Regions from separate parts of the Homo sapiens genome. Here all the other regions are linked to region 3. Evidence: read pairs that join two places in POLR2A ChIA-PET (ENCODE). Cell type or tissue: PC-9. All regions are shown on one strand.

The links. ChIA-PET counts read pairs that join two places held together with the same protein. Peaks named below come from ENCODE experiments on the same cell type or tissue, not always from the same donor. Only the 100,000 strongest peaks of a DNase experiment are listed, where the experiment ranks them.
Region 1: POLR2A ChIA-PET joins it to region 3 with 11 read pairs; 2 of 35 experiments call an interaction of 5 or more read pairs at or near these places.
Region 2: POLR2A ChIA-PET joins it to region 3 with 11 read pairs; 2 of 35 experiments call an interaction of 5 or more read pairs at or near these places.

Annotation. Positions count from the first base shown.
Region 1 is chr5:172,127,409-172,135,408 of GRCh38, reverse strand. It overlaps STK10 (serine/threonine kinase 10), which reads left to right. Exons shown (of 19, transcript NM_005990.4): 3 at 7,988-8,000. Among named protein-coding and RNA genes, the nearest start is that of STK10, 57 kb to the left of the region's middle. In PC-9, no CTCF peak of the experiment used is centred here; a DNase peak (open chromatin) is centred at 1,845.
Region 2 is chr5:172,310,519-172,318,518 of GRCh38, reverse strand. No RefSeq gene overlaps it. Among named protein-coding and RNA genes, the nearest start is that of UBTD2, 31 kb to the right of the region's middle. RefSeq lists enhancers at 2,590-2,679, 2,710-2,799. In PC-9, no CTCF peak of the experiment used is centred here; DNase peaks (open chromatin) are centred at 3,078 and 3,568; H3K4me3 peaks cover 1,267 bases; H3K27ac peaks cover 2,799 bases.
Region 3 is chr5:171,951,339-171,959,338 of GRCh38, reverse strand. It overlaps FBXW11 (F-box and WD repeat domain containing 11), which reads left to right. Exons shown (of 14, transcript NM_001378974.1): 2 at 1,641-1,742. Among named protein-coding and RNA genes, the nearest start is that of FBXW11, 51 kb to the left of the region's middle. In PC-9, no CTCF peak of the experiment used is centred here; DNase peaks (open chromatin) are centred at 4,398 and 4,758; H3K27ac peaks cover 3,164 bases.

The DNA of each region.
Region 1 (8,000 bases), 180 kb before region 3:
TCCTAAGTAACTGGGACTACAGGCGTGTGCCACCACACCTGGCTAACTTTTGTATTTTTATTAGAGACAGGGTTTCACTATGTCGGCCAGGCTGTCTCAAACTCCTGACCTCAGGTGATCCACCCACCTCAGCCTCCCAAAGTGCTGGGATCACAGACGTGAGCCACCGTGCCCAGCCTTGTTCATGTTTTTAATTCTGAGCATTCTAGCATGTGTGAAGTGGTATCTCATTTTGGTTTTGATTAGTGTTGCCCTAATGACTAGTAATGTTGAGCATCTTTTCATATGCTTAGTGGCCATTTGTACATCTTCTTTGGAAAAACATCTATTCAAATCTTTTGCCTATTTTAAGATTGGGTTATTTGCTCTTTTATTTTTGAGTGCTATGAGTTCTTTATGTATTCTGGATACTAGTCCTTTATCAGATATATGATTTGCAAATATTTTCCATTTGTGGGTTACTTTTTCTTTTTCTTTTTTTTTTTGAGATAAAGTCTTGTTCTTTCTCCCAGGCTGGCGTGCAGTGTCACAATTATTGCACGCTGCATTCTCGACCTCCCAAGCTCAAATGATCCTTCCACCTCAGCCCCCCAAGTATCTGGGACCACAGGTGTGTGCCACCATACCCCGCTAATGAAAATTTTTTTCCTTTTTTTTTTTTTTGTAAATATGAGGTCTCCCTATGTTGCCCAGGCTGGTCTCAAACTCCTGGGCTCAAGTGATCCTCCCATCTCAGCCTCCCAGAATGCTGAGATTACAGGCGTGAGCCATTGTACCCAGCCTTTACTTTCTTGATACTGTCCTTTGATGCACAAATATGTTCAATGTTGATGAAGTCCAGGGTATCTATTTTTTCTTTGGTTGCTTGTGCTTTTGGTGTCATTTTTGTCCATCTGGTCTTTTACTAACCCCCATATACCCTTTGACACATATTTAGAGGTCCTCAAAATTTTTATTTAAAGATGGGAGGATATGGAAATATTTTTTTAAAAAACTCATTGAAACAGACTGCAGTACGGTCTTTAATAATGAAGATCCCCAAAGCTTCTGTGTGAATACTCAGGGCTTCTCAAACCATCTCTTGGTAAAGGCTGATGAGGATGATCATACATCCTACCAAAGCCCCTCACTCTTTGGTTTGAGGCAAGATAAAAAGGAACACTGGTGATGAAATTTAGGATAACAAGGAGCATAAAAGAGGCAGTACTTCTGCCAGTTTGCCCCCAAGTTTCTCTACCAACATCTTACAGTGCCTTTTGTTAAGGGGAGGACAGATGTGGTCCCAGGGTCCAGGCCTCTTGCTCTTATAAATTCCCATTGAGCAGTAGTTCTCAAAGTGTGACCAGGGGTCCAGCAACAGCAGCAGCATCTGAGCACTTGTTGGAAACCAGATTCTTGGACCTTGCTTCAGACCCACTGAATCAGAAGCTCTGGAGTGGGACCCAGTGATCTGTTTTAACAAGCACTCTGCTGAACGTTCAAGTTGGAGAGCCGTTGGTGTAGCATTTTCAGCTGGTACAACCTGGAGTCTGCCACCTGGAGAGTGTGGTTACTCATCATCTCCTGCCAAGCGTGGGATCAGGTACTTTTGGTAACAAGTGACAGCAAACCTTAAACTAACCTACTAAACAGCGCAGAAATTAATTCGTTTGCATATTCTGCCTAAAAAGTCAGTAGGGAGCAGGCTTGTTCTCCGTTTTCCTGTGATTCTCTCTGTCTTCCTCTGTGTATTAGCTTTGTCTTCACACCCACTTCTCTCGTGGTTGCAACATGGTTTCCTGCAACCATCAGAGTTGTGTGCTTCCTAATTAGCTCCAGAGTGAGACGACGTGGCATTCCACACCATCAAGCACAACTCACCAGCTTAGCTCTGATGACACCAGCCCTGAGTCAGGGCACGAGGCAGAAAATTTTCCTGACTGGCTTAGCACCCTGCTTCTACCCCTCCCTTGCAGGGGATGAGTAAGTCCTACCCAGTTCTCATGGCTATTTCACAAAGGGGAAGGAAGACATGGTGTATGTGGAGGGGGAGGTAGCCATGGTGCCCAGGACATCAGGACTCATGAAATGGCCTCTTCGCTGTTTGTCCCCAACCCACTGTTTTTTCCTTAATAATGCATCTAGAGGGATCTTTCCAAAGCAAAAGCCTGTCTACAACACCTCTTGCTTAAACCCTTTGGTGTATCTCCCCAGACACACACGCACACACGCACACACAGCTCTCCAGATTAGGTTCATACTTTGAGATGTTCAAGTTCTAGTTCTAATTGACCTCCAGCCTGCTGGATTCCCATCCTTTGGAACCCCATGGAATGCTCCGCCATTACCCGCTTCCACGCTTTTCCCTGCTGCCCCACCTCTGCTTCTGTGTTCTGCCAGGAGTGCCTTTACCCTTCCCCACGTGGTAAATTCACCCTTCAAAACTCAGCCTGGATATCTGCTTCCTCTGGGATAGCTCTAAGGCAGGTTAATGACCGTGTCCACAGGCTTCTGGGTTACATAGTCACCGTGTGCCTGCACCACTCATTTCTATATCTCCCTCAGCTGGTGATTTTGGGGCAGGGACCTGTTTGATTCTCCCTGGGTCCTCAGTCCCCAGGCTTGCCACGCACTAGGAGCTCAGATAGTGTTTGTTGATCACATACTACTTTTGTGTCCCCTACTGTTGCCTAGCAAAGTAGGGCCCCTGGTAGACACTCAGTTTATAATGATCAATGCATTAAACTGACCACAAATCTCAGTTCTTCAGGTCCTAGGAAAACCGTGAGCCACCTGCAAATATAGGCTGCTTATGCCCTTGACAGGTTCAGGGAATCCGTCCTTTTAGCACTGGGGCGGTTTCACTTTGGACTTGATCAGGGCTTAGAGGCCTTTAGCTTTCCGATCCTGAGGAGCCTCCCTTTATCCAGGAAGCAGGGGACTGGACCACTGGGACCTTCATCACGGGTGGGCACGGATTCCCCATCCCAATCAGAAGAATAGCTGTATCTGTAGCAGTAGGTTATTCTAGGCCAGTTCTTTCCATTAAAAAAAAACTAAAGCCCCTAGGTTGAATTAAAAAAATTAAAAAAATTAAAAATTTAAAAGTCATGTTTATTTCTAATATACAATTTGATAATACATATTTATTGAATATAATACATAAAAGTACAAACTACCTGTAATCCTCCTATGGGTTTTGTGCTTCCAGTCTTTTTTCTAAGCATGCATATGTAGTAATTTCCTAAAGCATTGAGATTATTATTTTATTCATATTTATTACCATCGTCTCAGTGCATTTTATGCTGCTATAACAGAATACCTGACACTGGGTAATTTGTAAACAATAGAAATTTATCTAGCTCATGGCTCTGGAGGCTGGGAAGTCCAAGGTTGAGGGCCCTGCATCTGGCGAGGGCCTTCTTGCCATCGTGGAAGGTGGAAAGAGCAAGAGGGCATGCAGGAGAGAGCCAGCAACTGAACTCACAGCCTCTAGCCCTTTTATAATCAGCACTAATTCATTCATGAGGGTGGAGCCCTCATGGTCTAAACACCTCCCATTACTGTTGGTCCCACCTCCCAACACTGTTACATTGGGGATTAAGTTTCCAACACATGCCTTTTGGGAGATACATTCAACTATTATTTTATCTGTTACTGTTGAGACTATTGTTTTATTAATTAAACCCCATGTATTTCTGCAAAAAGCCCTGACAAGTTTATAATACCAATCCCCTGTAGCCCTCCTGCCACTGATAAGCTGAAGGTAAAAATGTTAAGACCCAGATACTAAAAAAAGCAAGTAAGGCCTGGGAGTCAAACCAAAGCTGAGGAACTTAACCCAGAGCTTCCCAGCAGCCAAGGCAAAAAAATAAATAAATAAAAGGGAAGCTCAAGGGGTTGTGGAGCTCTTGAACTAAAGAAGAGGAAGCAAGCCAGGTTGTCAGAATGCACGAGCTTTCCTGGTGCTGACCTCTGGAGAGGGCACAGGGACGTTGTATAAGAGTGTTGTGTAAGGGACAGTTTCACTGAAAGATGCAGGAACTGCCTGGGTTTGGTCACTTCTCATACTGACTCTTAAGAATAGCTGATGACAGGCCAGGCGCGGGGGCTCACGCCTGTAATCCCAGCACTTTGGGAGGCTGAGGCAGGCAGATCGCGAGGTCAGGAGATCGAGACCATCCTGGCTAACACGGTGAAACCCTGCCTCTACCAAAAAATACAAAAAATTAGCCGGATGTGGTGGCGGGCGCCTGTAGTCCCAGCTACTCGGGAGGCTGAGGCAGGAGAATGGCGTGAACCTGGGAGGCGGAGCTTGCAGTGAGCCAAGATCGCGCCACTGCACTCCAGCCTGGGCAACAGAGTGAGACTCTGTCAAAAAAAAAAAAAAAAAAAAACAGCTGATGGCATGTCCATAACTTTTAGTTCTCAAAAATAAATAAATACATAAAGAAATTGTAGTTCTGGGAAGACATTTCTTTGTTTTGTTTTGTTTTCCCTAGGAATCAGACTGAGAGGAAGGCATATTTTTGTAGGAATCCTAAGTGACGTGATCTAAGCATGAAACTTACTGGTGATTTCATTTGGTAGAGATTTAACAAACACATATTAACTGTGTGGCTTTTGTGCTGTTCTTTCATGTAAGGAATCTCATTTAACTTTCTCAATGAAGTTGGAGGCAAGAGATGATTAGGCCATTTTACAGATGGGGAAATGGAGGCTCAGGGAGATTGACTTATCCAGGGTCATGTAGTCAATTAAGTGGCACACCAGGACTCGACCCCAGGTTTACAATCTTTTCCTCTGTGTTGGCACCTTGTTGGAGAAGCGGGAAGTGTCTGACCTTGTTACATATCCACGGTGTATTAGGACTGGGTTTTTCGGTTTTTTTTTTTTTTGGAGACAGAGTCTTGCTCTGTCACCCAGACTGGAATGCTGTGGTGTGATCTCCGCTCACTGCAGCCTCCGCCTCCTGGGTTCAAGTGATTCTCCTGCCTCCGCCTCCCAAGTAGCTGGGATTACAGGTGCCCGCCACCACACCTGGCTACTTTTTGTATTTTTAGTGGAGACGGGGTTTTGCCATTTTGGCCAGGCTGGTCTCGAACTCCTGACCTCAGGTGATCTGCCTGCCTCATCTTCCCAATATGCTGGGATTACAAGAGTGAGTCACTGCCCCCAGCCTAGGACTAGGTCTTTATAAGTACCACCTCATCTGTTCCTTACAGTAAATCCTAGAGCCACGTAATATTAGCCCATTTTACGGAGAGGATTGGCGGTTGTCCAAGGCCATACAGATGGTAGGTGTTAGGGAGGCTAACCAGGGGTTCCCAGCCAGGGTTTGGTGATGGAACTTCAGGATGTGGAAGGATTCAATAGAATGGCACAGGAACATTTCTGGGTGAGAGGGGAGAGGATGGCTTTCACAGAGCCTCAAAAAACCCAAACAAAAATAAATGAGAAAAACAGACCCATGAACTCAAGGAAAGAATCATAGTGACAGCTCACATAACTGAGTCCCGACCTGGGGCCAGGCACGTGTCAAGGCCTGGATGAGCTTATCATTCCCATGAGGGTTAGGGTGTATCATCCCCATCTCACAGGTCGCCCAGCTAGTAAGTGGCCTTGCATGGTCACTGAGTTTTGCTTCTTTTCCATCATCACCTCTTGTGGCTTGTTTTTTTTCTAGCAGTTAGTAGAATTTTTCTTCCTCTTTCGTGGAGCTGAGAATTACTACAAGGCAGAATGATATGCTGTGCTTCAAAAGGTCATTGCCTGTTTCCAAGTCACCTCTGTCTGTTCCCTTGCCACTGGGAACAAGCTGGTTAGGTGGTGGTTGGGTAAGAGGGAACAAATGAATGGACGAATGAATGAATGAACAAGTGGATGGAGGAAGTACCTCTTCCTTGGCGTTCGGGATCAGCATGCATGGATCCATTTCTGATGACTTTTATTCAAGGGTGACAGGTCACTGTAGTGTTAGAGAGAAGTCTTGGGGAAGCTGAGGTCAGGCCCGTTGTTGATGACCAGGCAGGACCAGAGTGACCCAGAAGGCCTCCTTCCTCCTCAGCAGGGAGTGGTGTGGAAGTGGGCCGTGCCGCCTTCCACAGCTCTCTGCCGTGGCACACAGCCCTCCAAGGCAAGTGGCAAGCCTGGCAGGGCCTGGAATGGTTGCTACCCCTGGAACCTAGTATCTCTAGTATCCCTGGCCCACGTTAAAGTCCCCTGTTTTATCTGCTGTGGTTTCGTGCATCCCAGCCCGGCTTATACCCCTAGTGTAGCCCAGCCATGGGGTCCCAGTTCAGAGCAACAGCATCAGCAGCCCCATTTTACAGCTGAGGACACAGTCTCAGAGGACGGAAGTGACCTGTCCAAGGCCACACTAGTGAGCGGTGGACCTGGGCCATGAGCCCAGCCGTGACTGGCTCCAAAGCCACGCATCACCACATCCTCATAGGACCCACATGACCTCAGGGTCATATTTACATTGCCAGGAGGCTCCTGGAAGGTAAGCCACAAACTGGAGGCTTCATCAAATTCCTGAGGCTGCTCCACCCTCCTCTGGCTGGAGAGCTGTCTCTGGTCCAGCTAGACCATGGTTGAGAGTTTCTTTCCTGTTTAGAGACAGCGTGGGTCTTCTTGACTGCCCCACTCTCCAGGGCCTCTGCTGAGCTGGGTTGAAGGAACTTCACAACAAGCAGGGGCCAGGAGCTGGAAGCTAAGAGGTGATTCTGCCTGTCCTGAAGTTTGTGACGCCATCCCTCTTCCTCAACCACCTGTAGCCCTACTTTAAGAAAAAAGAGGTCAGGCAGGGTGGCTCACGCCTGTAATCCCAGCACTTTGGGAGGCCAGGGCGGGTGGATCACCTGAGGTCAGATGTTTGAGACCAGCCTGGCCAACATGGTGAAACCCCATCTCTACTAAAAACACAAACATTAGCCAGGTGTGGTGGCAGGTGCCTTTAATCCCAGCTACTCAGGAGGCTGAGGCAGGAGAATCACTTGAACCCCAGAGATGGAGCCAAGATTGTGCCATTGCACGCTAGCCTGGGTGACAAGAGCGAGAGTCTGTCTAAAAAAAAAAAAAAAAAGGAAAGAAGAAAGAAAAGAAAAAGCATCTATGCAAAGAGCCCGGAGTGGGCCAGAAAGAGTGAGAATGGGAGTGAACCAGGGCTGGAAGAACCTTTCTTTTTTTTTTTTTTTTTTTTTTTTGAGACGGAGTCTCCCTCTATTGCTCTATTGCCCAGGCTGGAGTGCAGCGGGTGGATCACGAGGTCAGGAAGGACCTTTCTACTGTAATCGTCCTTTCTGCCCCTCCACTAGGCTGGGAGCCCCTTGAGGGCCTAGACCTGGTTGTTCTCCCGGGGCCTGCAGCCTGTCAGTGTGGAGTAGGTGTATGATGAATGAATGAATGACCTGAGGGTTTGGAGCTCTGCTTCCAGTCCAGGAACAATCTCTGTGGCCTTGGTCAGTTACATCCCCTTTTTTGGCCTCAGTTTCTCCATCTGAGCTGATCTTCAAGGCCCTGATGTTCTGAGCCAGCAAGGTCCAGGGTTCTGGAAGATGGAGAGAGCCTGAGACAGGTGCTGGGATTCTGAGAGGACTTGGCCAGCTTGGCCGGGGGAAGGCATCCTGAGGTTCTTGGCTGTGGAGCATAGGAAACAGGGCAGCTGGCAGGTGGGCACCAGGCGCATAGGCGGGAGCGAGGAGGGAGGGTGTGGGCTTGGCTGAAGAGGCTGTTTGCTGAAGCTTCAGGTCTTCGTAGCAACTTAGTTTTCCTTCTTCAGAAAATGAAGCAGCCAAGAAGCTCCTCTGGGTGTCAGAGCCTCCAGTGAGGTTTGAGGCCCACTGGGGGAGGGGGACGGGCTCCCAAGGCAGGAGGAGGAAGGGCTGGAGAGCAGGGGCACCCAGGCATTGGGCATGGGTGGACCCTGCCCAATGGGCCTGTGGGGTTCCCGTCTCGACGGCTGGGCAGCCCCACTCATTGTCACTTTGCCCTGTGTTTTCTGCAGATCATGATTGAGT
Region 2 (8,000 bases), 360 kb before region 3:
CCACGTTGGCCAAGCTGGTCTCGAACTCCTGACCTTAGGTGATCTGCCCGCCTCGGCCTCACAAAGTGCTGGGATTACAGTTGTGAGCCACCACGCCCAGTCCCTAGTACACTTCTGATTTATGTTTTCTAAATGTGAGACAATGTAATATGGTAACCAATTTGAGTTTCGGCAGATCTAAATTTTTGCCCTTAACGTGAAGACATAGTAGCACCTGCCTCATGGGGTAGTATAAGGATTACATGAGTTAATAGATGTAAAGTAGCTAGAAAGTGCTAGCACTGAAGTAAACTTCAGTTGATAGTAGCCTATCATTATCACTGTTATTGACATAATTTTAATAAAATTCGTTTGTATATAATTAGCTTTTGCTTACATATATTAATTACATGTCTGCATACATATACACAGACACACACATGAATTATCAAATACTTATATATGGTGGACATTTGTGATTTTAGCCACCCGTAATCTATTTTCCTTTCTTCAGGTAGTATTGCCCTCATTTTCCTTTGAGGAACCTCTTTTCCCTCTACTCTCAATCCATGTGATTTAGATGGGGCTAGCCTCACTCCTTGGTCCAAGAATGGGCATGTGAACCAGACCTCGCCAACCAGTACAGCCCAGTCTCCTGGCTACAACACGTGGCTCAGTCATGGACAGATGACCCAAGCCAAACCAATGAGACTTGATCCTTAGACCTTTGCTGGAGATTCTGAGGAAGAGGAGCTCTTTTTTTTTTTTGAGACGGAGTTTCACTCTTATTGCCCAGGCTGGAGTGCAATGCACGATCTCTGCTCACTGCAACCTCTGCCTCCTGGGTTCACCCGATTCTTCTGCCTCAGCCTCCCAAGTAGCTGGGATTACAGGCGCGAGACATCACGACCGGTTAATTTTTTGTATTTTTAGTAGAGACGGGGTTTCACCATGTTGGCCAGACTGGTCTCGAACTCCTGACCTCAGGTGATCCACCACCTCTCTCCCACTCCGCCTCCCAAAGTGCTGGGATTACAGCTGTGAGCCACCGCGCCCAACCTTGGGGAGCTCTTTTCTACTGTACTTGCCAAGCTGGCTGAATTTAGCCTACAGATGCTAGTAACCATATTGGTCATCTCAAGCGCAGAGCTTGCAGGAGAACAAAGCCTAATACAAAGGAAAGCAGAACAAAAATAGAGTGTAGGTGACACTGTTTGAAACTCTGCATCCAGCTGTGCCTGAAGGTGAATCAATGAACCAGCGATTTTCTTAAGTGACTGGGTTAAGTTTCTGTCACTGGCCACAAAAGAGTCTTAATAAACATATGGATTCAGGGAGCATGTTTATTTTCAATTTTTTTTTTTTTTTTTTTTTTTTTTGAGACGGAGTCTCACTCTGTCACCCAGGCTAGAGTGCAGTGGCGCGATCTCGGCTTACTGCAAACTCCGCCTCCCGGGTTCACGCCATTCTCCTCCCTCAGCCTCCCTAGTAGCTGGGACTACAGGCGCCTGCCACCACGCCCGGCTATTTTTTTTGTATTTTTAGTAGAGACGGGGTTTCACCGTGTTATCCAGGATGGTCTCCATCTCCTGACCTCGTGGTCCTCCCGCCTCAGCCTCCCAAAGTGCTGGGATTACAGGCGTGAGCCACCATGCCCGGCCCAATTTTTTTTTTTTTTAACCAGGCTGTTGCCGGGCACCGTGGCTTGTGCCTATAATCCCAACTCTTTGGGAGGCCGAGGTGGGCAGATCACCTGAGGTTGGGAGTTTGAGACCAGCCTGACCAACATGGAGAAACCCCATCTCTACTAAAAATACTAAATCAGCCAGGCATGGTGGCGTATGCCTGTAATCCCAGCTGCTCAGGAGGCTGAGGCTGGAGAATCGCGTGAACTCGGGAGGCGGAGGTTGCGGTGAGCCGAGATGGCGCCATTGCACTCCAGCCTGGGCAACTAAAGCAAAACTCCACCTCAAAATATATATATATAACAAAATAAAGTCAGGCTGTTAAAGGAAAAACTTGAGCTGAATTAAATTTAAGAGAGTTTAATTGAGCAAAAAACAATTCACCAATCAGGCAGCCCCAGAATCACAGTAGATTCAGAGAGACTCCAGGGATGCCTCATGGTCAGAACAAATTTATAGACAAAAAAAGGGAAGCGACATACAGAAATCAGAAGTGAGGTACAGAAACAGCCGGATTGGTTACAGGTTGGCGTTTGCCTTATTTGAACACAGTTTGAACACTCAGCAGTGTATGAGTGGTTGAAGGATGGCCACTGGGATTGGCCAGGACTCAGCTATTGTTACAGGCGCATACTCCTAAGTTAGGTTTTCAATCTTGTCTACTTACTAAGTTAGGTTGCAGTTTGTCCACAAAGACTCAAATAAAGACGTACAGAATCCTTCTCAGGCCATATGTAGTTTGGTTTCACAAGGCCTATTTAGAGATTACAAATTTCACCAAGTCCATTGAACAACTGGGTATTAAGGGCATTGTGGGGGTGTGCAGGGGACCATAAAGATGAGTAAGACTGTCCCTGACCTCAAGGTTCACCTCTAGAAGGGAATATAGACAAAGCAACTCCACTTTACAGTCATGCTGTTACCGGAAAGGGGTCTCGGTCCCCAAGAGAGGGGTCTCGGTCCCCAAGAGAGGGTTCTCGGATCTCACGCAAGAAAGAATTCAGGGAAAGTCCACAGAGTAGAGTGAAAGCAAGTTTATTAGGAAAGTAAAGGAATGAACGAATGGCTACTCTATAGACAGAGCAGCCCTGAGGGCTGCTGTTTGCCCATTTTTATGGCTATTCCCTGATGATATGCTAAACAAGGAGTGGATTATTCATGCCTCCCATTTTTAGACCATATAGGGTAACTCCCTGACATTGCCATGGCATTTGTATACTGTCATGATGCTGATGGGAGTGTAGTAGTGAGGATGACCAGAGATCACTCTCGTGGCCTTCTTGGTTTTGGTGGGTTTTTGCCGGCTTCTTCACTGCAACCTGTTTTATCAGCAAGGTCTTTATGATCTGTGTTTGTGCTGACCTCCTATCTCATCCTGTGACTCAGGATGCCTTAACAGTCTGGGAATGAAGCCCAGCAGGTCTTAGCCTCACTTTACTCAGCTCCTATTCAAGACAGAGTTGTTCTGGTTCACACACCTCTGACAATATCACGATCCGTGTTGCACTTGAGAGATTATGAGCACAGTAGAAGAACAAAGACAGGGAAGATCAATTCTGACCCAGGGTTGTCTGGGAGAGAAGGGAGTGTGGGTGCTTTAACTGTACAATAATTTCCAGACATTTAACAGTGCTCTCTTGCCTGGATTCTGGAAGTCATTCTGAGAATGCCTGTTTTCATTAGATTTTAATCACCCACAGGTCATATATTCCTTTAACGAATGCCTGATGACACCATGCAGAATGAAATGCGCTTTACTGCCTGCTTGGAATGTGTGCAGGCCTGCCTCATGGACCCCTAGAAGTTTCCTTCCAAAAGCAGTCCAGGTATGGTGAGAGGGAGGAATGGGGAGAACAGAAGCCCTATCTCTTACATACCTATACAGGGAGTGTACAACTCAGTTTGGTCCCTGGCCTCCTGTTGTCAGAGGGTGTGTAATTTCAGCTGGGTGGGGCTATGAGGTAAAGATTTCATGTCTGCCACTGCTTGGCTTTTTTTTTTTTTTTTTCTGAGACGGAGTCTCGCTCTGTCGCCCAGGCTGGAGTGCAGTGACGCGATCTCAGCTCACTGCAAGCTCCGCTTCCCAGGTTCACGCCACTGCTTGCTTTTGAAAGGTCTACCCACCCATAGCTCCAATGCATGAAACGCTTCATATAGCTTTGCTGCTTACAGCTCCTCAGTTACTCCTCACTTGCCGGGGATCAAGCCTAAGCCTTTTTTTTTTTTTTTTTTTTTTGAGATGGCATCTCACTCTGTCCCCCAGGCTGGAGTGCAGTAGCGCGATCTTGGTTCACCGCAACCTCTGCCTCCCGGGGTTCAAGCGATTCTCTCGTCTAAGCCTTCCGAGTAAAAGGGATTACAGGCACCTGACACCACACCCAGCTAATTTTTGTATGTTTAATAGAGACAAGGTTTCACCATGTTGGACAGCCTGGTCTCAAACTCCTGACCTCAAGTGATTCGCCTGCCTCAGCCTCCAGTGCTGGGATTACAGGAGTGAGCCACCTCGCCCAGCCCTAAGTCTTTTAATATGGCACACAAGGATGCTTCTTTATGAGTTAACACTGAGTACTTGGGAGACAAAGACAAATAAAACCTTTCCTACCCTCAAGTGAGAGAAACTCAACTGAGACTTACAGGAAATAAAATTTAAAACTACTGACTTACGAAACTGAAAATTCCACGGGGTAGATTCAAGCATTGCTGAATTTGGCTCAGATTATTTCTCAGGGGTTGGATTCTTCCTCTTTCTCAGCTGTATTTTCCTCTATGTTAGTGTCCCGCTTGGGTAGGCTCTCGCCAACTGGAGAGCAGCCCCAATTTTTTCCCTTTTAGGGACTCCAAGCAGCTGCAAGTTTACTTCCTCCAAAATTCATGGGCAGAAGAAAAGGCTCTTCTAAACAATTGGTTGGCAGGGCATGGTGGCTCATACCTGTAATCCCAGCACTTTGGAGGCCAAGGCAGGTGGATCACTTAAGGTCAGGAGTTTAAGGCCAGCCTGGCCAACATGGTGAAACCCTGTCTCTACTAAAAATACAAAAATTAGCTGGGTGTGGTGGCAGGTGCCTGTAATCCCAGCTACTCGGGAGGCTGAGGCAGGAGAATTGCTTGGACCCGAGAAACAGAGGTTGGAGTGAGCCAAGATCGTGCCACTGCACTCCAGTCTAGGCAACAGAGTGAGACTCCGTCTCAAAAAAAAAAAAAAAAAAACAAATTAACAATTTATTGGTTATTTGGGGAGTTGTTTCAGGAGTTTATTGTTTGTTTTTTAAAGTCCTGGATCTGCCTCTTCTTAGCTTAGTTGAATCACATGACCATCCTAGAGCAATCCTGGGTTTGGGATGCACTGATTGGCTTGAGTCTGAGACTTGGGACCACGCTGGAGTGGGGAAGAAGTGGGCTCCACCAGAATCAGATGGACTAAGAGTCATAGATGGGAGGAACTGGCTCTTCAGAGGGAATTCTGGCCTTCACTACTGGAGGAAGAATGAACGAATACTGGGCAGGCACAAACTACACAGATTAAAATCTAACCTTTATTCCACCGTGGCAATAAGTCCATTGTCTGGTCATAATGCAGAGTGTTCTGTATGGAGTCCAAAAAACTGTGTTGAAGAGCAAGACTTTGTAGAGTTTCTTCAATATTTTTCAAAGGGCACAATACTCTGATTTCTAGGATTCTTTCCAGTTATCCAGAGAAAAGTTTATCTTCTTATTTGTAGACTAGAGAAAGAAAAGTCACAAGATAATAGGAACATTCCTTAGGAAGATCCAATTCCATCTGCTCGAATTATTTGCTTAACCAGCAACCGTCTAAACTATAGCTGGGGCCAGGCGCGGTGGGTCACGCCTGTAATCCCAGCACTTTGAGAGGCCGAGGCTGGCTGATCACTTGAGGTCAGGAGTTTGAGACCAGCCTGGCCAACATGGCGAAACCCTGTCTCTACTAAAAATACAAAAATTAGCCGGGCGTGGTGGTGGGCGCCTGTAATCCCAGGTACTCAGGAGGCTGAGGCAGGAGAATCACTTGAACCTGGGAGGTGGAGGTTGCAGCGAACCGAGATCACACCATTGCACTCCAGCCTGGGTGACAGAGCAAGACTCCACCTCAAAAAAAAAAAAAAAAAAAAAACCATACTTGGGTGTCTTGAAAGGTCCCACCTGCCACATCAGAAGGGAGACCCTGTGACCAGGACTGAGTGGGTGGTTAATTTCCCCAGCATAAATGAACAATGTGGAATTCCATCATATGCATCTATCTGTTCTTTGTCATCTCCCTGAGCTTGCTCCTCCCATGGAAAGATCAAATCAGGCACTTGAACTTGGACAGCCTCCTTGCCGTGGTTTTTCAGTAAGTAGAGATGATGCCTCAATAATTAGGCAGGCTGGGGGAATCAGCCTCTCTCTTTGCTACTTGTTAGCTGAGACATTGCCCTTTCAGAGCCAAAAGCAATATTTTCATCCCTACTAACTTAGATTCCTGGCTTGCTGTAATTTAACAAATATTTTTCTAAATAGCTACCATGTATTACCATGTATTCACATTGGCCACCTGTGGTAGGTTGAACTATTTATTATTGGTCCCAGTTTTTCACCCCTCCATGTGTCCACACCTCTTGCCTGGGACTTTGCGCTCTCTCCCACCAAGTACTTCCTGGCCTTCCCCCATCCTTACATCTCCCTTCCTCCGCAGTGAGAACCCTGGCCTCCAATAATATCAATGTCTACTATCAAATCTACTCATTTGCTCAATCCTATAATATACCAAAGATAATTTTTGTGTTGTTTTGCCCATTTCAGTACAAAAATCAAATCTAATAAAACAGAAGTCAGGGTTTGTTTGCAATTTGCTTCCCAACCCCAACCCTGACCAAAACCAAGGACAAATATATAGTGTCCTCATACGGATTTGTTCTTTTCTTTCCTTCAATGTGGTTATATTATTCATCGGAAATGCTGTTAAATCAATTTGTTTTGGTTTGCTTTTAAAGACAGAATGTACTTCCCCACTCTGACTTTGGGCTTGACCATGTGACTTGCTTTGGTCAGTGGGATGTTGCCAGATGTGACGCAGCAGTGGGCCCCACCTGTGTTTCTGCAGTTGGCTGTGCCTCCTTTCTTGTACTAGTGCCTTAATCATGAGAGGACCATATTCTGCCTAGCCCAGTGGTCCAAGGAAGATGAGAGACACCTGAGGTGGGCCTGGACGCAACCCTCTGCTGGAGTGAAAGCCAACTGATTAATTAGCCTCAGCTGACCTGAAGACACATGCGGTAGCATAAATTATTTGGAAATAATTTCAAAAAATTTGTTTGAATTTCAACATATTGTTTGCAATTATTGTTAACATTTTATCCCATTGGTTCTCTCTCTCTCTTTTTTTTTTTTCAATTTTTTTTGAGACACAGTCTCACTCTGTCACCCAGGCTAGAGTGCAGTGGCGAGATCTTGGCTCACTGCAACCTCTGCCTCCCAGGTTCAAGCGATTCCCCTGCCTCAGCCTCCCTAGTAGCTAAAACTACAGGTGCGCGCCACCACGCCCAGCTAATTTTGTGTATGTGTATTTTTAGTAGAAATGGGGTTTCACCATGTTAACCAGGCTTGTCTCAAACTCCTGGCTCAAGTGATCCCCCTGCCACCCCCCGCCCTTGGCCTCCCAAAGTGCTGGGATTAGAGGTGTGAGCCACCCAGCCCAGCTCCACTGGTTCTCTTGTATGTAAATTTTGGGGAGGAAACATTTGAGAATAAGTTGCATATATCACGCATTTCTTCCCCTAAATACATCAGCATGTTTTGCCTAAGAATAAGAACATTCTCTTTTATTATATAATCACAGAGCGGTTGTTAACTTCAGGAAATTTCACACCAATACAATATATTTATCTAACCTACCATTTATATTCCAGTTCTATCAATTGACCCAATCATGTCCTTTATTGAATTGTGTCTCTTTAATCTCCTGTAATCTGAAACAGTTTCTCAGCTGTTCTTTAACTTTAATGACATTGACCTTTTTAAAAATAGAGCCCTCATGTTTATTACAGAATGTCCCTCCATTTGCATTTGACTGTTATTTCCTCATGATTCCATTCAGGCTATGCATCCCCAGTCTGAACATCGTACACGTGGTGCTCCATCACTCTCAGGGTATCCCATTCGAAGGCACAAGGTGTCCATCTGCCCCACTTTGGTGATGTTAATTTTGATCATTTGGTCAAGGTGTTGTCAATTTTTTTCTTCTCTACAGTTACTATTTTTTTCTCTTGCAACAAATAAGCAATCTACGGCAAGATATTTTAAGACAGTCAAATAAATATCAAGTGCTACATTAAAATT
Region 3 (8,000 bases):
TATTTTATTTCATTATTTTATTCAGCACCTTCTGTGGTTGGTACTCTGCAAAGTGTTGAGGCAACAAAATTTGTGTACCTGGAGTTTCAATGATATATTGCCACTGTATTGGCTTTGGAATAAAGGCACACCTTGGAAGTGTGTCATTTTCATTGCTACCAGAAAGCTGCTCAATTTTTTTATTCCATTTGGTTCCTCTGATTTTGTATTCTTTAAATGCCTTTTCTAAGTAATCTCAATATTCCGTGTATCATAGGTGAACTGTAACTAGTAAGTGACAGATACTAGATAGGAACCCAGGTCTCTCTGATTTCAAGCAAAGCTATCTTTGTTTGTATTGCAGTTGGGTGATAATAGAATTTATCCACTAAACCAGAACACTTTTGAGAGTGAAAGTTATGAGGGGACAATAAGTGTCATCCAGGACTATCTCAGGCAAATGAGGGTGTTTGGCTATTCTAATTATAGCTAGAACAAACAAGTTTATGAGCTTGGGTCCAAGACTTCTGGGATGTTTTGGTTGAACCCAAACACTCACCTTTAATTTTTGTTACATGAGTATTGATTTTGCCATAGTAAATTAATTGACTTTATATCTGAATGATTGAACAGTATGGTCTAATGGTTATTAACTTTACAGTATGGTCTAATGGTTATTAAGTAGTAGCCGTAGTACATATGTTCATTTTATATTTTACTTTTTTTCTTAATTCCTTTAAAATCAGCAAGCTTTTAAAAGAGGATCGAAGAGGTAAATTAAATAAGCTTTTTAATTCTTAGTCATGTCAGACGGACTTTGTAAACAAAGTCTAAAATGAAAATCATGACGTTCCAATGTTTTTCCTTTGGGAAGGTGGAGATGTGATGACACTGAAAATCATGCATTTTAAATCACCTCTTTTATTGCCTTTATCTATCAGTCTGTCACCCATCTTTCTTGTTCTTTTTGCCTTATTCTTTAGGTCTCCTGTGATTTTACCTTAGGGAGGTGCAAAACTTTACTCACATGATAAAAGTTGGGGTGATATAAGTTTTCACAATAGCAGCATCATAGTCTTGTGGAAAGAATGTGGGTTTTGGTAGCAGACAAACCAAAGTTTGAAATTCTGGCTCTCCCCTCCTTTGTTGTGTGTCCTTGCGCGAATCACTTAACCTTTGAGCCTCGGTTTCCTTACAATGATATGAGGATTAGAGAACAAATGTAAAGTGCTGGGCAAATAGCACTTTTTGTGGTTTTGTAGGTTCTTAAACAACGATGACAATTATGGTTATGTGACATAGACGAGAAACTGTGGCACTGATGAAATTGTAGTCGACAATCTCACCACTAATCTTGTTTTGCACTCAAACTTTCACAGTTCCCTTTGGTGGGTTTTTGTTTAAACATTCTCTCTGTCCCTCTTGATTCTATTCACTGTACCCTGAGAAATTAGTGGTTGGCAGCAGAAACCTCCTTTCCATAGAACATCAAGTGGGCCCTCCCCCAAGGTTTCAGTGAGCTGTCTGGGACCATCCCTAACCTCCAAACTGCCAAGGGTGCACCCCCTGCCCCAACTAACATTCAAGTTGCCTGTGTGAAGGAGTGATTTGTTGCGGCCTCTAACTGCTTCTTCTCTTCCTTCCTTTTTGTCATCCTGCAGTGTTCTGTGCCAAGGTCTTTGTGGCTAGGCTGCGCCAACCTGGTAGAGAGCATGTGCGCACTGAGTTGCCTGCAGAGCATGCCCAGTGTCAGATGTCTCCAGGTGCCTCTCTTCTTTCTTGTTGTAAATGTGTTTTTACGTATGCCATGAACATTTGTTGAAACTTGCAGTAGTGTGTTTAATCCAATGTTAAGTCTGCTAAATGTTCTGTGTAACCCTCTGCTTTCCTCCAGCCTGGGTGCCCCACATGGAGGAGTTAGTACCAAGAGGGGCCCTTTTGAGCAAACGGGTCTTTGGCTGGGCCCTGTCCTCCCCTTTTCTGCTCCTGCTTTTTACTCTTTTCCCCTCACCTTGAGGTTGTAATTCTCATGTTTAATAGTTGCGCATGTGCCAAAAAAAACTCCTGACATTTTCCATTTGGCTACCTTTAACAGTTCTTTGTTGAGTTGGGAGGGTTTCATAATTAAAGTGGTGATTTTTTTCTATTTTGAAACTCATCCTTTTGGCTTGCTTTCTCTCCCCTCTTCAAAAAAGGAGCGGGGAGGGAATCACTACTGGCATAAAGCCTCAAACTGAAGTTTATAAAGATCATAGCTTTATGCTGCCAATAATTTGTCAGTTTGGGCCACCTCCCAAAGGCCAGATCTGACACCTGTCCTCAGGGTCCACCCAGTTTTCCAGGCCGAGGCCGGCAGAGAATTCCACAGATAAAAGTAAAACTTTTTGGGGGTGGATGGGAAAGGGTTGCTCAGGATAGAACTGTTAGCAGGAGTGCAGCTGGTGACCCTCTCTTGTTGGGGTGGCTTCTAAGAGAGCCAAGGAAGAAAACATTGTAGCTTTATTTCTGAAGCTCTGAGCAAGCATGTGTTTAATTAAATATGGTTTCAGTAGCAATATTCAGTTTTCATCACTGCATATTCCAGACAGTTTGATATATCTTTGAAAAGCCATATTAAATTCCTGGCATCTGGTTGAGACTGTCCTGTTTGAGGAAAACTGCAAAATTAGGCACTGAGTTAGAGGGATATTATTGATGGCATGGGTGACTTTGCTGTTCTCAAGTTTATCTTTCTATTCATGTTTACAATTTTTAAATGGAGCTGGGGAGCCAGGAAGGAGGAAAATGTTCTTCATATTGGAGTCAGGCATTTTATTTACTTATTGGCAAACATTCAGAGTAGCACTGGTGTGGTTATTGATTCAAATTGCTTTCTTTGGGGAACTGTACTGGAACCTCACTAACACAGTTAACTGGAGAGCGAGTTCAATATAAGGCCCAGTTGTCTTTAGATTCTGTATATAAAGGTGGGTTACAAGTCTCACCTTACAAGAACAGGATGCTTCAGTGAGGCTCAGTGTAATGAATATATGTTTACTTTTGGAAAAGCAGCTTCTGTGCATGCGATGTAACTTTTAACAAAAATGTTCTTGGAATGGCAGCCATTATTGCATGTGCTCTCCTTGATGCTGTATAATGGATATTTGCGTTATTATAATAGGTGTATAATAGGTGTATTATAATAGGTGTATTTTTGTCTCTATTTTTCTGGATTAAAAGGAATGTTACAGTTGCTTTTTAGTGGGCTGACCGAGTTTTTTCCAGAACTGGAAATTTAAGAGGGGGAAAAATTGTAGTTGTTAGTGAGGTCTTGAAGTGCGGATTCTTTTTATTGCATTCAGTTAAAAGTAATTGGCCAATGGAAGGCATCATTCAATATATTTTAGTAACAGTATTGTGAGTTCTCTGGAGGTGGGGTGAGTGGGAGGAGGTACACGGGTTCCTACCTTGTTGAAAATGGAAATCCAAATTTGTTAAAAGTTCCTTGACTCATCTTTCTTAGTGAAATTCACTTAAGAAGGAAAAAAAGATTTTTTTTTTTTTGCCTTGATTGGGTCTTATTTCAGTGAGTGGAGCAATATTGTCTTTAGAGACGTGTAGAGTATTCTGTTTACTTAGGTTTAATTTTTGCTAGTATATAATTGAGGGTATGCAGCATAGTAAAATGAACTAAGTACTCAGCTCATTGGCATTAGCAAATCATTACTCTGTTTTGTCCCACATGTGAATGGAAAGTAAACATGTATTAATATTAATGAGCCTGGAAGACTTCCTTCCTCTGTACTCATTTAAGTATTATTTTAATGCCAACATTTCTCCCCTTTACCTCCAGTCTCCAAACAGTGCTAAAATTTCGTGCCTTAATTTGGGTTTGGGCTCTCAAAGAAGGCCTGTTGCTTATATGCTGCATCTTTGGTTTATTGCAAAGATGACTCTTCCTTTGCACACCTTTTAGCAACCTCATATTAGAGCAGGCCTGAGAAGGGAAGGAATAGTTAGGCTACCTGGAGAGAACAGAGCCTGGTTCTTTCCTGGTCTCTGAAGTTCCATGAAAGAGTCCCCCTTAAAATTGTCAGAGTGGACCCACTGATAATTGCAACTTGAGCCCATTGACCTGTCTATATGGCTGAATTTTAGTTTACCTTTCGAAAAAGCCGGAGGGAAGATAGTAGTTGCCCTTAGGCATAATTTACCCATTCCGGAAGTTTCTACCATCGTCTAGAAGGGAAAACAGGTATCAGAGACTTAAAAATCACTCATTACCAACTGTTACATGGTGCTTCACATATATTAGCTTTATGACAACCCTGTGAAGTAGGTGTTCTTATCTCCAATTTTCTGATATGGAAACTGAGTCTGACGTGACTATTTGGCCCAAGATAATGTTTACATAACTGTAAAGTTACTGGCATATGAATCACACACTTGCCTGATTCCCAAACTGGTTTTCTTTCCTCTACTCTGGAATGCTGCTTTTGTAGTTTTCCATGTTGGTTTTATTTGTAGAAACCTCACTATTGACACCTGGTATATGGTTTGTTTAGTTATTAATATTATTTGAAAATAAGAAAAGAAAAACCTGCCAAATTCTGTAGAAAAAAAAAGTTGCCATTCTTTTTGCCAAAATGAGCCCTCCTGAATCTTACAGCTAGTGAGGTTCCTGAGTGGACTTTCTGCAAACTTAATTCCATAAATATTTACTGAGCAATTGGTATGTGCCAGGGCCTCTATTGGTTATCTCTCAACCAAGCTGAACTGAGTCAGTGTTTCATTTGCCTCAGATGTCCTGATTCAACCAGTTGATTGTTATAGCAAATAATCAGGAATTCAGACCATGTGGATTATTGATTTGCCCAGATTCCTGTGGCATGAGAATCATACCAATGTTAATAATAGTATGTATCATTTATTTTCCACGTTCTTTCTATGTGTTGGACTCTAGGAATTGGATTATCTCATTTGATCTTTTATGGAAAAGTTATCTACCTTGCCATTTTTGTATATGAAATTATAGAGGTGAATTGACCTGCCTAAGGTTACACATTTATTTAAGTGGCAGAACTGGGTTAGGAACATAATCTGGATGACTGCAAAGCCAGTGCTCTAGTCACCAGTCTGTAGTGACAACTGCCATTTTAACTTGCAACTGCCATTTTTAGGTTGAAACAAATTCCCCTTAATTTTTGGAGTTAAAAATTTAAAGCCAACACAGCAGCATGATGTAATAGACTGGCAAGTTGTCTTGGGAATGTCATTTGCAGCCTCAGCTGGGGGAGAGTGTTAGTGATAAGCCTTTTGCTGGGGTAGGACTGATTGCTTGGAATGACAGTGAGGATCACGTGAATTGAGTTTGAGTGCCTCCTTCCAAGCTCTAGTGCATATAGTGCTGGGCAGTAAGTAGCACAACTTCTTGACAGCTGCCTTTCTTGTTTCTTTTTTTACTTTTAATAGGTGTAGTGAGCCACAGTGGTCTGAGAATGCCACAGAACTTATCATAGCTTTTGATATAAGAGAATATTTTTTAGAGGAGGGAGATAGCTTGGTAGAAAGAACCCTGGCTTTGGTGCAGACAAACCTCTATTCTAGTCCTGTTCCTACTACTTAATGACTTTGTGATACTGGGCAAGTTACTTTATTTTCCCGAACCCCTGTTTCCTCATCTTTAAAAATCATAAAGGGTTTTTATGAGGTAGAGAAAGATAATTGCCACCTCTTACTGATTCTTACTCTTGGGGGGTATGAAATCCATTTTTTAAATTTACTTGCTCCTGGTTCTCCATGTAAGAAGGAATTTCAGTCTTAGATTCCAGGGCTAGGTAAGGATTAGCTAAAAGACCATGCATATGATAAGGCTGTTTTTGTTCAGGGTCGGTCTGTCTAAGGTCAGACATGGCTGTTTGAATTCATTGCCTCTTGTCTGTTTTCTAATAAGCATTAGGGATTTGTCATTTCTTGTTGATTATCTTAATTATCCTATAGCACTCTGGGTCTGATAATGTGAACGTTTTGGGTTGCTCAGTGGTAGAATCTGTAGTATTTTATAGACACTAAAACCTACATTTTTGGCTGAGCATGGTCGCTTACCCCTATAATTCCAGTGCTTTGTGAGGCCCAGGTGGGAGGATTGCTTGAGGGCAGGAGTTTGAGACCAGCCTTCGCAACATAGCAAGGCCCTACAAACATTTTATTTTTGTATTTTGTCTCTACAAAACAAAATAAAAAATTAGGTGGACATGGTGGCATGTGCCTGTAGTCCTAGCTACTCTGGGAGCTGAGGTTGGGGAATCCCTTGAGCCCAGGAGTTGGAGGTTACAGTGAGCTATGATCACACCACTGCACTCCAGCCTGGGTGACAGAGCAAGAACCTTGTCTCTAAAACAGGGGTGTCCAATCTTTTGTCTTCCCTGGACCACATTGGAAGAAGAATTGTCTTGGACTACACATAAAATTACACTAACACTAACGATAGCTGATGAGCTAAAAAAAAAAATTGCGAAAGAAAAAAAATCTCATAATATTTTAAGAAAGTTTACGAATTTGTGTTGGGCCTCATTCAAAGCCGTCCTGGGGGCCTGCAGGCCACGGGTTTGCTCTAAAAAATATATAAATAGGCTGGGCGCGGTGGCTCACGCCAGTAATCCCAGCAATTTGGGAGGCCGAGGTGGGCGGATCACTTGAGGTCAGGTCAAGACCAGCCTGGCCAACATGGTGAAACCCTGTCTCTACTAAAAATACAAAAAGTAGCTGGGCATGATGATGGGCGCCTGTAATCCTAGCTACTTGGGAGGCTGAGGCAGGAGAATTGCTTGAACCCAGGAGGTGGCGGCTGCAGTGAGCCGAGATTGTACCACTGCACTCCAGCCTGGGTGACAGAGGGAGACTCCGTCTCAAAAAAAAAAAAAAAAAAAAAAATATATATATATATATATATATATATGTATGTACACACAACACACACACACATATACACACACATATATGTGTATGTATATATGGTTAAAAAAAACCACATCTTTCCTCTTTATAAGAAAATTTACGAAATAGACTTTGAAAAAGAAGAAAACGTCCATTGGTAGCGTGAGCATCTACCACCCAGAGAGAACATTTGTTGCTATTTTAGGGCCTTACTTCCTCCTGTCTGTTCGGTAGGGAGGAATCCATCAAATTGTGCAGTGTTATTCTGCTGCTGCTGATTTTAACAGTGGTATTTTTAATGCCCTGTGGAACCCCAGCTTGACTTTGGAGTCACTAGAGGGATAAAGGAGGGGCTAGCACAGTGTGCCTCCTACTTCGATCTCACTTAGAATGGCTCTGGATTTATCTATTCTACTTAATGGGGCTCTTAGGAAGATTTCATTTTAAAAACTTTCTCCTTATAGAAATAGCTAAACACACAAAAATAAGAGAATTATTCAACTTAATCTTGAACAGTTTTCAAAATTATGCTAATCTTAGTTCAACTTTTCTTCAATTTTGTTTTTCTTGGGGCATTTTAAAAGCAAACCTAAAATGCCTCAAAGTTTTACAAACCACTGTTTCATGCTAGCATTAAAAAATTTTTAAACAAGCTTCAAGAAATTAAAAATAAAGGCCAGGCATGATGGTTCACACCTGTAATCCCAGCACTTTGGGAGGCCCAGGCAAATGGATCACCTGAGGTCACCAACATGGTGAAACCCCGTCTCTACTAAAAATACAAAAATTAGCCAGGTATGGTGGCATGCACCTGTAATCTCAGCTACTCGGGAGGCTACATCACAGGGCTTTAGCATTTTTTTATTTTCAAAAAAAAATAGCCACTTTTTTTCTCTCTCTCTTTTTTTGAGATTGGGTCTTGCTCTGTTGCCCAGGCTGGAGTGCAGTGGTAGGATCATGGCTCACTGCAACCTTGACCTCCCAAGCTCAAGTGATCCCTCGCACTTCAGCCTCCTGAGTAGCTGGGACCACAGGCATGTGCCACCACGCCCAGATAATTTTTCAGTTTTTTGTACAGACAGGGTCTTGATATATTGCCCAGGCTG